2 separate regions of the Homo sapiens genome follow, and region 2 is linked to region 1. Evidence: chromatin contacts called from ENCODE Hi-C or POLR2A ChIA-PET data. All regions are on one chromosome and are shown on one strand. The core of a region is the stretch at or near the end of the contact, and the rest is flanking DNA. Distances in the headings are between cores, read along the strand shown. Region 1 holds the start of TUBGCP5 (tubulin gamma complex component 5). Region 2 overlaps UBE3A (ubiquitin protein ligase E3A).

Region 1 (5,861 bases), core at 338-2,837:
GATTATGATACCCCCCAGCACCTCTGGCCAGGTGAGGTTATGATGTCCCCCCAGCACCTCTGGCCAGGTGGGGTTATGAAATCCCCCCCAGCACCTCTGGCCAGGTGACATTTATGAAGTCACCCCCAGCACCTCTGGCCAGGTGGGGTTAAGAAGTTCCCCCCGCCCCCCAGCACCTCCGGCCAGCTGGGGTTATGATGGCCCCACAACACCTCTGGCCAGGTGGGGTTATGATGTCCCCCCAGCATCTCTGGCCAGGTCAGATTATGATACCCCCCAGCACCTCTGGCCAGGTGAGGTTATGATGTCCCCCCAGCACCCCTGGTCAGGTGGGGTTATGAAATCCCCCCCAGCACCTCTGGCCAGGTGACATTTATGAAGTCACCCCCAGCACCTCTGGCCAGGTGGGGTTACGAAGTTCCCCCCGCCCCCCAGCACCTCCGGCCAGGTGGGGTTATGATGGCCCCACAGCACCTCTGGCCAGGTGGGGTTATGATGGCCCCCCAGCATCTCTGGCCAGGTGGGATTATGATACCCCCTAGCACCTCTGGCCAGGTGAGGTTATGATGTCCCCCCAGCACCTCTGGCCAGGTGGGGTTATGAAGTTCCCCCCGCCCCCCGGCACCTCCGGCCAGCTGGGGTTATGATGTCCCCCCAGAATCTCTGGCCAGGTGGGATTATGATATCCCCCTAGCACCTCTGGCCAGGTGAGGTTAAGATGTCCCCCCAGCACCTCTGGCCAGGTTGGGTTATGATGGCCCCACAGCACCTCTGGCCAGGTGGGATTATGATACCCCCTAGCACCTCTGAGCAGGTGAGGTTATGATGTCCCCCCAGCACCTCTGTCCAGGTGTGGTTATGAAGTCCTCCCGGCACCTCTGGCTAGGTGTGGTTATGAAGTCCCCCCAGCACCTCTGGCTAGGTGGGGTTATGAAATCTCCCCCACCACCTCTGGCCAGGTGACATTTATGAAGTTCCCCCCCTCAGCACCTCTGGCCAGGTGGGGTCATGAAGTCCCCCAAGCCGCCCCTGAGGAACAGGCGAGGCAAGGGCCAGCAGGCACTACTAGCGGGTCGGGACAGCTGCTTCGCTGATGCTGGTTGTGTAGCATGGATGTGTGTAGCGTGACTGTGTTGTGTGGATGGGGCACGGAAATCCGCAGAGACCATCACTGGAGGGAGAAGCTGCAGGGCCGGGAGGGTTCAGCAGGTAAGCAGTTCAGGGTTCCTGGAAAGGCGGGTCCCAATGCATTTGCTGACCGGGCACCTAACGGGCTGCTCTCAAAATCACTGACTGTCACCGAGGCCGGCCAGAGACCCTTATGTATCTGATTCACGATGACACCAGCTAACTCTGAGTACAGTAGAAAACGTACCGTCGGGCAACCAGAAAATGCGCACTCCAGTCCCCACCACGGGACAGCGCCAGGCAGTACCCTCCACAGCCGGAGCTCGAACTGTCGCGAGAATAGCGGTCGGCTTGGAAGTCGCCCGGCGCGGGAGCGCGAACTCTCGCGAGAATGCCGCCAGCTCCGGAGGCGACTGCGGCAGGAGCCCGAGCTCTCGCGCGACAGGCACCAATTCGTTAGACGCGCGCTGCAGGAGCGCGGAACATGGCGCGGCACGGGCCACCGTGGAGTCGGTTGGACGCGCAGCAGGAGCGCGACGTGCGGGAGCTCGTCCGGGGTGTCGCCGGCCTCCAGGACGAGGCAGACCCCAACTTCCAGCTCGCCCTAAACTTCGCCTGGTCCAACTTCAGGTGTGGGGCACGGCGCGCGGGCGGGTTCCCGGCCACAGCCCGGAGCCCGCGCGTGGGTCCCGCACAGCCCGGGGTCGGGGCGCGCTGGGGCAGGGCATGGGGCGGAGGCGGGCGCGGCCTCAGGGAGCCTTCGCAGGCCCTGCCACCGCCTGCTCCCCGCCGGCCAGCGCTCTCGGCGCGGTGCCCTGCGCACCACAGGGCGTGTTACCCGGGACGCGTCCTGATCGTCACGGGGAAAGCGTGAACTGGGTTTCTTGCCGGCCGGCGCGCGCGCCTGCAACCCCAGCGCTCTGGGAGGCCCAGGCGGGACTCCAGGCCAGCTTGGGCAACGTAGCAACTCCATGTTTATAATTTTTTTTTTTTTTAAATTAAAGAGATTGTATTCTCACTGACTCCTGCTCCCTGGTCAGCCCAGTGTAAGATCTCTCACCCTGCTCTCCTTTTTCCAAAACGCGTGTCATGACACTGATTTAACCTGTCATTACTGTCTCCTCCACTTCCACTCCAGCTAGAATGCTGCATCTCTGCACAGCTCCTGGCACGTAGCACGCTGAGTCACCTAATACAATTTCTAATGCAGTTTCTCTTGTAACTAATTTTTAAAGACTTACAGAATTTAGATATTTACGTAAAGTGAGATCTCCTATTTTTCTTTATGGGAGATGTAAATTAATACTTTTAGAGTCATTACCCATAATGAAATTATTACTAAAAAAATGTTAATGTTAATATTCTACCTGTTTAATTTCAGTAAAAATCTTCTTGAATAATGAACAGTTTTTCAAAATCCGTAATCTTAGTTACCTTAATGATCATAGCCATAAAGTGTCTAGTTGGCTTATAATAGGAATACGGGGCTTTCAGATTCTTTTAAACCATGCCAAGTTTCTGAAGTAATAAACTGAATTCTTAAGTGTAACTTATAAAAATAAACAATGTGTGAAATAGGTTATACAATACAGAAACTTAAATGCTGAAATCCAAGTTATTTTTCTACTAATATTTCTAAATGACAGTAGGCAGATTGTCATCATTTTAGAGCTGGGAGAGACGTTGGAGGTTACTATTTTCATTCACAGATTTCAGGAACTAAATTATAATAGGTAAAGTGGTGTTCCATTCACCCATTTACTGGCCTAGAATCATGTGTTTTTCAGTAGTGTAATTTTATTTAAGTACAGATTGCTCGCTTTGATACTAAAAAATGGAAAACATTTTTTGCATAGGCTATGCTATGTACATATACATTAGTTGCATAGGCTGTGCTGTAATTTTATGATGCTTTAAACCATCAGAAAAATGAATAGTTCATGTTTACATTCTTGAAAATTGTGGACTGGGCGCGGTGGCTCACGCCTGTAATCCCAGCACTTTAGGAGGCCGAGGTGGGTGGATCACGAGGTCAGGAGATCGAGACTATCCTGGCTAACACGGTGAAACCCGGTCTCTACTAAAAGTACAAAAAATTAGCCGGGCGTGGTGGCAGGCGCCTGTAGTCCCAGCTACTTGGGAGGCTGAGGCAGGAGAATGGCGCGAACCCAGGAGGCGGAGCTTGCACTGAGCAAGCTCACTTTTCTCTAACTGAAAAGTAGCATCTCCTTCTATTATGAATGAAGGCAGCAAACCATAGCAGTATTAGCCTACCTATGACTTTATCACCAGTAGAAATCGCATACTGTTTTCACATCAGAGTTGTAGATATTTGTAAATGTTGTTTACTGTTACTTTAATGGTAGTTAATTGGACCTACTGCTAAATCTTGTTATTTAATACTTTCATAAATAACATTTCTTGCCATATCTTAAACTTCTTTAAATATTTGACAACTGTATCTCAGTATAATGGGATTCCTTTGTATTTATTTTTTGGCTTTAAAAATGTTATTCAGAGAAGGGGTCCTTAGGCTTCACCGGGCCTCACTATGGCATAAAAAGGTTGGGACCACCTGATGTAGAATGTGTTCAGCTGGACTTAGGTACAGGGGCTTATGGGAAGACAGAGGAGCCAGAGGACAAGGTTGGGAGGGTCAGGAAGAACCTGTGTGCTGGAGAAAGGATGCTTGCACAGTCTCGGACACGGTGATTATTTGCCTGCCTGATGGTGGAGGTAACGGAGGACAAGGTACACTCCATTCTGGAAATGTGTAGCTGAGTACAGAGCATATGGGGGATATGGAGGGCCATGAGATGAGTTCACTTACCTGTGTGACAGAGTTGGCATAAGAATTGCATTTTGTCTTTAATAGATTTCATCGTTTCTTGGATGTCAACAGCCACAAAATAGAAAAAACAATCGAAGGGTAAGTCAGTGTGTATATATACGCATCCAGAAATATATGTATTTTCTTATAGATCTTTTTAAGATAGCTTTATAATCTTTTCTTATATTTTAGAATTTATGAAAAATTTGTCATTCATTCTGATCTAAGCAAAGCTGCTAGTTGGAAGAGATTAACGGAGGAATTTCTAAATGCACCACTTCCCAGTATAAAGGAAATAAAGGTATGCCTTCAATTATGAGATCTCCACTGTGTATTTTACTGTTTCCTATCTGATTATCGTCAATTTGTTTCAGTTACTGTTTAAACATTCTATTTTAGTATTATCTACTGGCTAACGGGATCTCTTGGAAATTTACTTAAATATTGCCATCAAACCAGATATGCCTCAGTTTGTGATGAAAGAAAGAGCTTGTTTTTAATCATTTTTTCACCTCAGTCCTACTAAGGAAAGAGAGATCAGAGATTGATACAAATAGTAGCATTGTTTGGGTATCTCAAAACTTTCAAATGGTTTCTCAGCACTTGGCAGTGACTGTCTGTAGATGCTTACTAGATGCCTGGTATACTTTCATATTGTTTGGGGGATTCCCCAAGACCACCTTTTGGCATAATGATTTGCTCAAAGGATTCACAGAACTTAAAAAAAAAAAGCTGTTATCCTCACTGTTAATAGTTTATTACAGTGAAAGGATACAGATTAAAATCACCAAAGGGAAAAGGTGCTTAGAGCAAAGTCTAGGAGAAGCTAGGCACGCATGTCCAAATGTTCCTTCCTAGTGGAGTCACCTGGGGATGCAGTTAATTCTCTCAGTAACAGTATATGACAACATGTGCAAAGTATTACCCTCCACTCCCCCCAGGGCCACTCGGCTGAGCCTTGGTGACCAGCATTTTTATTGGGGGTGGGTCACATAAGCAAGCAGAGCCCACATGGCTGACCTTAGCTGCTGAGTCTGTAGCCCCCTAGAGGTCAAACCAAGGATGGCAAGCGTATGGAAACAGCTGTGGGTTCCCTGAACACGGTGGGACCACATTCCCTAGCTCTGCTGTGACACATCTTGTGCCTACATAGTTCTTTCCCTTTCTCCTGCCTGAGGAAGCTCACGTTTTAATATTAAACTCAGGCACTGTCTCCACACATGCTATGTATTTCAATTCTTTATAGTTCCTTTCTTGTCTCCCCCTTTAAAAGGCACATTTTACAGGCATAGGGCTCTGTGTCTGATTTGTTCCCGGACACCTAGAGCACAGTGGACAGTGCATGTTTGTTGAGGGAATCAGTAAGGCTGTGCAGTCTTGTCTGCTTCACTATCCCCTCTGTGTCCACAGCCCCCACCCACTTACACAAGGTGGGATTGGTTATCCTTTTCTCTTGCTGTGTGGCATCTTGGATGTGTTTGTTATGGCAGAGGTCCCCAACCCCCACATGGTGGACGAGTACCAATATGTGCCTGCTAGGAACAGGGCTCCATGGCAGGAGGTGCAGTGGGGTGAGTGAGGATGACTGCCTGAGCTCCACCTCCTGTCAGATCAGCGGTGGCATTAGATTCTCATAGGAGAGCAAACCCCATTGTGAACTGCACATTTGAGGGATCTAGGTTGCATGCTCCTTATGACAATCTAATGCCTAATGATCTGAGGTGGAACAGTTTCATCCTTGAAACCAACCCCCACCCAACAGTCCATGGAAAAATTGTCTTCCACAAAACCAGTCCCTGGTGCCAAAACGGTTGGGGATTGCTGTGTGGTGTAGCAATAACTTCACACTTTTTTTCTTTTTTTTTTTTAAGACTGAGTGTCACTTTGTCACCCAGGCTTGGAG
Region 2 (5,736 bases), core at 2,435-4,934, 2.3 Mb before region 1:
GCCCTAAAGCACAAGAGCAGTGATGTTGGAAATTCGAATATATATGCCAAAGAGAAGCTGGAAAGTGCTTCCTTTAAGGAAAGAATTTAAAAATCATATGTTGAGGTTGCTAAAATCTATGGTAAAAATGAGTATTGTATCTATGAAATTGTGAAGAAGGAAAAATAAATCATGCATAGTATATACAGGGTTCAGTACTATTTGCAATTTCAGACATCACTGGAGGTCTTGGAACGTATTCCCCATGGGTAAGTGGGGAATACTGTATATTCTATATAAAAGGCCCATTTCTGATAAGTAGTTTATGATTATTTTCTCCAAGTTTTCATTTTCTTAAGTGTCTTCTGGTGAGCAGAAATTATTCATTTTTTGAGGTCTAATTTATTTTTTCTTTTATGGTTTTTTATGTCCTTTTATATCTTTGCCTAGCCCAAAGCCACAAATATCTTATGTTTTCTTCTAATTGTGTAATATAGGTTTAACTTTTATGTGTAAATCTGTGATCCACCACCAATAAAATTTTGTGATGCTGTTAGACAGTGGATGTCATTCATTTTCTAAATAGTTTTATTTATTTGTTCCAGTACCATTTGTTAAAGAGACTTTTCTTTCCCCATTGAATTGCCTTTGCACCTTTGTTGAAAATCAATCTGTGTGTGAGCCGTGTTTCTGGATTCTCCATTCTGTTCTATTAATTTGTTTTGTCCTTTTGCCAAAATGACACTGTTATGGTTACTGCAGCTTCAAATCAGATGCTGTGAGTCCCACAACTTTTTCATTAGGTTGCTTTGACTTTTATTTGCATATAAATATTAGAATCAGTTAATTTTTACAAACAAAAGGGCAAAGCCTGCAGAGATTTTGATTTGGGTTGCCTTGACTGGGGCAGGTCAATTTGGAGAGAATTCACATTTTAACAATATATTCTTCCAATCCTTGAACACCGTACGTCTCTCCATTTATTTAGATGTTTGTTAGTTTATCTCAGCACTGTTTTATAGTTTTTAATGTTGAAATCATGTACTCTTTGGTTAGGAATAAACTTAAAATATGTTTCTAATGCTATTAGTGGTATTTTTTAAATACTGCTTTTCACTTGTTTATTACTATCTTGAAATAAAATCGATTTTTATATATTGATCTTATATCCTATAACCTTTCTAAATTGACTTATTCTAGTAGTTATTTAGTAGATTTCATAGGGTTTTCTAGTAAACAGCTATGTCATCTACAAATCAAGACAGGTTTCTTTCTTTCCAATGTTTATGTTATTTATTACTGTTCCTCTATTGCACTGGCTAGAACCTTTGGTAGAAGGTATTCTTACTTTATTCCTCATTTTATTGAGAGAGACTATAATATTTACCATTAACTGTGATGTTACTTGTAAACAAAAAGTTTGTATTTCTCTGGGATTAAAAACCAAGAGTCCATTTGGTTTTTTACTGTTGAGTTTTAAGGGTTCCTTATGTATTTTCTAGGTATGTTCTTCCTTCATTGAATTGTTTTTTTCACATACGTTAAAAATCACTTGAGAATATTTATATAGGTCTGCTTCTGAGATTTATCTGTTTATCAGGTTTTGTTTCATTTATTTTGAGGCTCTATCATTTGGTTCATACCCATTTAGAATTACTATGTCTTGGTGATTGGTCCTTTATCATTATATAAGTTTTTTCTGTTTTGCGATTTTCTTTGCTCTGAATCTGATATGAGTGTAACCATTTGTTTTTTTTTAAATTAATGTTTGCATGATCTGTCTTTTACTATCATTTTACTTTCATCCTGTGTTGCTGAATTTGAAACGAATCTCTTGTAAACAGCATATAGTTGTCATTTTAATAAAAACTGTTAGTCTCTGCCTTTTAATTTTTTTATTTAGACCATTTATATTTAAGGTAATTATTGATATGTTAGGGAGAGGTCTGCCATTTTATTATTTGTTTTCTGTTTCTGTCTTCTGTTTATGGTTATTTATTTATTGCCTTCCATGATTACTTGAACATTTTTTAAGATTTTTAAGACCCTTGATTTATTTAGTGTTTGGGTTTTGTTTTGTTTGTTTGTTTGTTTTTGTTTCGAGACACAGTCTCGCTCTGTTGCCCAGGCTGGAGTGCAGTGGCACAATCTCAGCTCACTGCAACATCGGCTTCCCAGGTTCAAGCAATCCTCCCGCCTCAGCCTCCTGGGTAGCTGGGACTACAGGCACATGCCACCACACCTGGCTAATTTTTGTATTTTTATTAGAGATGAGGTTTCACCATATTGGCCAGGCTGGTCTCGAACTCTTGACCTTGTGATCTGTCCACCTCAGCCTCCCAAAGTGCTGGAATTACAGGCATGAGCCACCATGCCTGGCCTTCTATGTGTTTTTTATAGTTGTTTTCACGGTCATTGTGGGTATCACATTATAGATAATGTGACTTACCACCATTCACTGCCATCAATACCATTACATGGAATGAGATATGGAAACCTTAATTTCAGTTGGGTCTCTTTCCCCACTTTTAAATAGTATTGTTTTGAGGATTAATGCTATTACAGTTTTTGTATCAGTTATCCAATATGACTTATAGAACTTATCAAGGGAGTGATGCTCTGTTGTATGTACCCATGTTTCTGCTATTTCCATTATTTTTTCCAAGATTCCATCTTTTATTACTTCCATTAGCCAGTCTTCAAAGGCAGTTCTGCTAGTGAGAAATTCTTTTTGTTTTTCTCTTTCTGAAGATGACTTTATTTTCCCTTTATTCCCAAAGAATAGTTTTATTTGTGCTATTTGGGGTTCGCTCAGCTTCTTGAAGCTGTAAGTTTGTGTCTTTTGCCAAACATGGAAAATTTTCAACCATTATTTCTTCAGGTGTTCTTTCAGCGTCACTCTTTTCTCCATTCTAGGCCTCTAATGATACAAATGTTGAGTCATTTGTTACTGTTCCACATGGACCTGAGGCATGGTTCATTTTTCAGTCTATTTTCTCTCTTTTGTTCAGATTTCTCTCCTTTGTCATCTTCACTCTACTGTTGAGCCCATCTAATGATTATTTTTCTCCTATTGTATTTTTTAGGTCTATAATTTCCATTTGCTTTTTTTTCCTTGTATCTTGTTTCCTTGCTGAGATTTTCTATTGTTTCGTTTTTGAAACAGTAGAACTTGTAATTGCTTGTCAAATCATTTCTCTGATGGCAGCATTAAGATCCTTGCCAGATAATTTCAGCATCTTACTCATCCCAGTGTTGGCGTTTTCTTTCCTTCATGTAATTTTCCTGGTTCTTGGTATGACAGATAATTTTTGGATTGTGTCTCGGACATTTTAGTTATTATATCAGGAGACTCTGTACTTTTTAAAAATTTTAACTTCAGTAGTAACCTGTTAAGGTATAGCATGTAGGTACTAGCATATATTTGTGAGCTGTGGTTCCAGTGACCATTTTTCAGAGGCTTTATGGTGCTGTTTTGGTTTGTTGCTTTTATCTCAGTCCACTGGGGCTCGCACTGGTTCCTAGTAGTGCTGCTTGAGGGGCCTTCTCCAGGCTGAGCTGCGCAGAGTGTGTTTGGGTGAGGGAAGAGGACCCCCACTAGATTTTCGTGGGCTGGAGAGTGCTTCCTGAGCCTTGTGCCTGTTGTGGCAGGCTCCCCCTTGCTGGTGTTCCTGGCAGTGCTCCTGACCACATTGTGTCCCTGGGCTGTGGAACACTTGCAGGAAAGGTGAACACTGCCAGGACCAATTATAGCAGAATTCCTCCTGCCAGTACACAGCAGCACTGTGGCTCTGGACCAGCAAGGAGAGTCTCAAGCATGGGTTTGTTTCTTTTTGATTTTAAGATTTTTCTTCTGCCTTCAGGTTCTGGTATTATTGTTCTGTTTTATTCACCTTTATGTTTCTTCTAGTTTAGTTTTAGTTTCTTTGTATTTGATGGGATTTTTTTCCTTGCATTTCTAATTACTCCTTAGTTGTGTCATGTCTTCCTTTTTTTCAGTTACCCTCATTCAGAAATTTCCCATTTCTAATGATTTGTTATTTTTTAAATTCTTTTTAGCTCAGTTTGAAATTTGTTTACAGTTTTCATGTTTTATTTGCATATTGTTTCATGTACTTTGATTTTCTGTAGGGACACCATTCTCATGTATATGCACATACTTTTTCTCTAATAATTACACTGTTTCACTCTGTTCTGTTATTTATTTATTTGTGTGTGTGTGTGTGTGTGTGTGAGTGAAATGAGTTTCTCATACTTGGACGAGGGAGAGATGGGCCAGGATAACTTTTTTCGCTTTTTAGGGACGAGGAGAAGTCTGTGTTTTTGTAAAATGGTCAAAAATATGCCCTTGTGCTTTCTGAAACTGCCTTCTTTACTCCTCTATCCCACACATATATTTGAACTTTTTTTTGGTTTTTATTACTGACCTGGTCCATTCGGAAGTTATTCCCAGAAGTTTTTCCTCGGTACAAGGTTTGTTTCTGGTGGGGGTTTGGTATTCGGGTGTTTTAAGGGCCCAGAGCTTACTACATCATGATCCCTTTGTAATCATCTGCAAATTAGATCCTGTAGAACTTTTTAAAACTTTAAGCCCTGTTTTCAGATTGGCCTGTGCTTTCCAGTGGGTTGGCAGTGTTCTCAGGGCTGTCAGAAACCCAGTCAGTTACCTTGCATCTGCTTCCTTACTAACCAGTCTTGTAGTTGTCAGAGCTTTGTTTCTGTCCAATTATATGCAATGGTTCATGGTTTTGTTGTAGATAATGTCTCTGGGTCTTTGGTTTTCTCATTCAGTTTGCTGTTTTTGTAGGGGAGGTTGGGAGGGAATAAAACAAAAAATAATAATAATAATAACTATGTCGTTGCCATCATCATCTTTCCAGAACCTGCTACCTGCCCTTCACCTGATTTTCGTATTTATCAGTATCATTACCTTAATCTGTTATCTCATTGGGGATTGCAAAATGGCTGTTTGGGGAAAAAAAATTTCCATCTGCTTGTCCTACATATATACCTGGCATTCTTTTTTCTCATCATTGGGTGCCATTTGATTACCTTGAAAAACAGTTCTACAGAAAAGGCATGATAAAATAGATTTAAGGTTTTTAGAGTAAGGAGTTAATGTAATAATTTTAATAGTGACAATTTAATTTTGTTTTTTGGTTGGTTTTTGCTGCCTTTTTGAATATTACGAACTAATGAATGTTTTTGTATTTAATACGTTTCACAGTCATTACTCTAAATGATATTCAAATTGCTTAGCTATCGTGTGCTTTTAAAATGACCCTATTAGATTTTGAGATTTCTAACTAATCTCGAACATTCATTCTCAGGCCTGGAATAAGTTATTTTTCCAATAAATTGTTGGAGAATGGCATTTAGAAGTCAGATTTTAGATGCAAAGTATGGCCTTTGCTTTTGAACGTTACTGCTTGTAGGCCTTATCAGAGGACAGAACTAGGAAAATAATCTTCCTAGTGTATCCTGAGAATCATCCCACATTATTGCAGAGGTGTTTTCCATTTTGTTTTGTATGACTGAATACTGCTCCTTTGTGTGGATGCAGCATAGCTTATCAATATTTATGGGCATCGAGGTTATTTTTAACCTTTTGCTGTTAGTACTAATGTCACAGTGAATCCTCTTAATGTTCATGCATTATTCCGTACATATGTAAAGTATCATTAAGATAAATTGTTAGAAGTGGGATTGTTGCATCAAATGGTAGATGCATGTGTAATTTTGCTAGATACTGCCAAA

The links. Hi-C counts contacts between places; a loop is a spot of excess contacts on that map. ChIA-PET counts read pairs that join two places held with the same protein, here RNA polymerase II (POLR2A). Pooled maps may share reads with other maps.
Region 2: a map with no recorded cell type shows a loop between it and region 1 (6-fold over the local background). The contact joins the enhancer-like site here to the promoter of TUBGCP5 in region 1. A Hi-C loop is called at or near these places in 1 of 37 single-sample maps with no recorded cell type and 2 of 50 pooled maps. POLR2A ChIA-PET finds 5 or more read pairs at or near these places in 1 of 52 experiments (Panc1).

What each region holds. Positions count from the first base shown.
Region 1 is chr15:23,035,295-23,041,155 of GRCh38, reverse strand. TUBGCP5 (tubulin gamma complex component 5) reads left to right here and starts at 1,587. Exons shown (of 23, transcript NM_052903.6): 1 at 1,587-1,758; 2 at 4,004-4,057; 3 at 4,151-4,259. The coding sequence starts at 1,613.
Region 2 is chr15:25,344,044-25,349,779 of GRCh38, reverse strand. The region is part of intron 11 of UBE3A (ubiquitin protein ligase E3A); the gene reads left to right. The region is part of intron 146 of SNHG14 (small nucleolar RNA host gene 14); the gene reads right to left. Among named protein-coding and RNA genes, the nearest start is that of SNORD109B, 69 kb to the right of the region's middle. Within about 2 kb of position 3,684, at least 5 of the 41 ENCODE cell types and tissues checked have a DNase peak (open chromatin) inside an H3K27ac peak, as active enhancers do.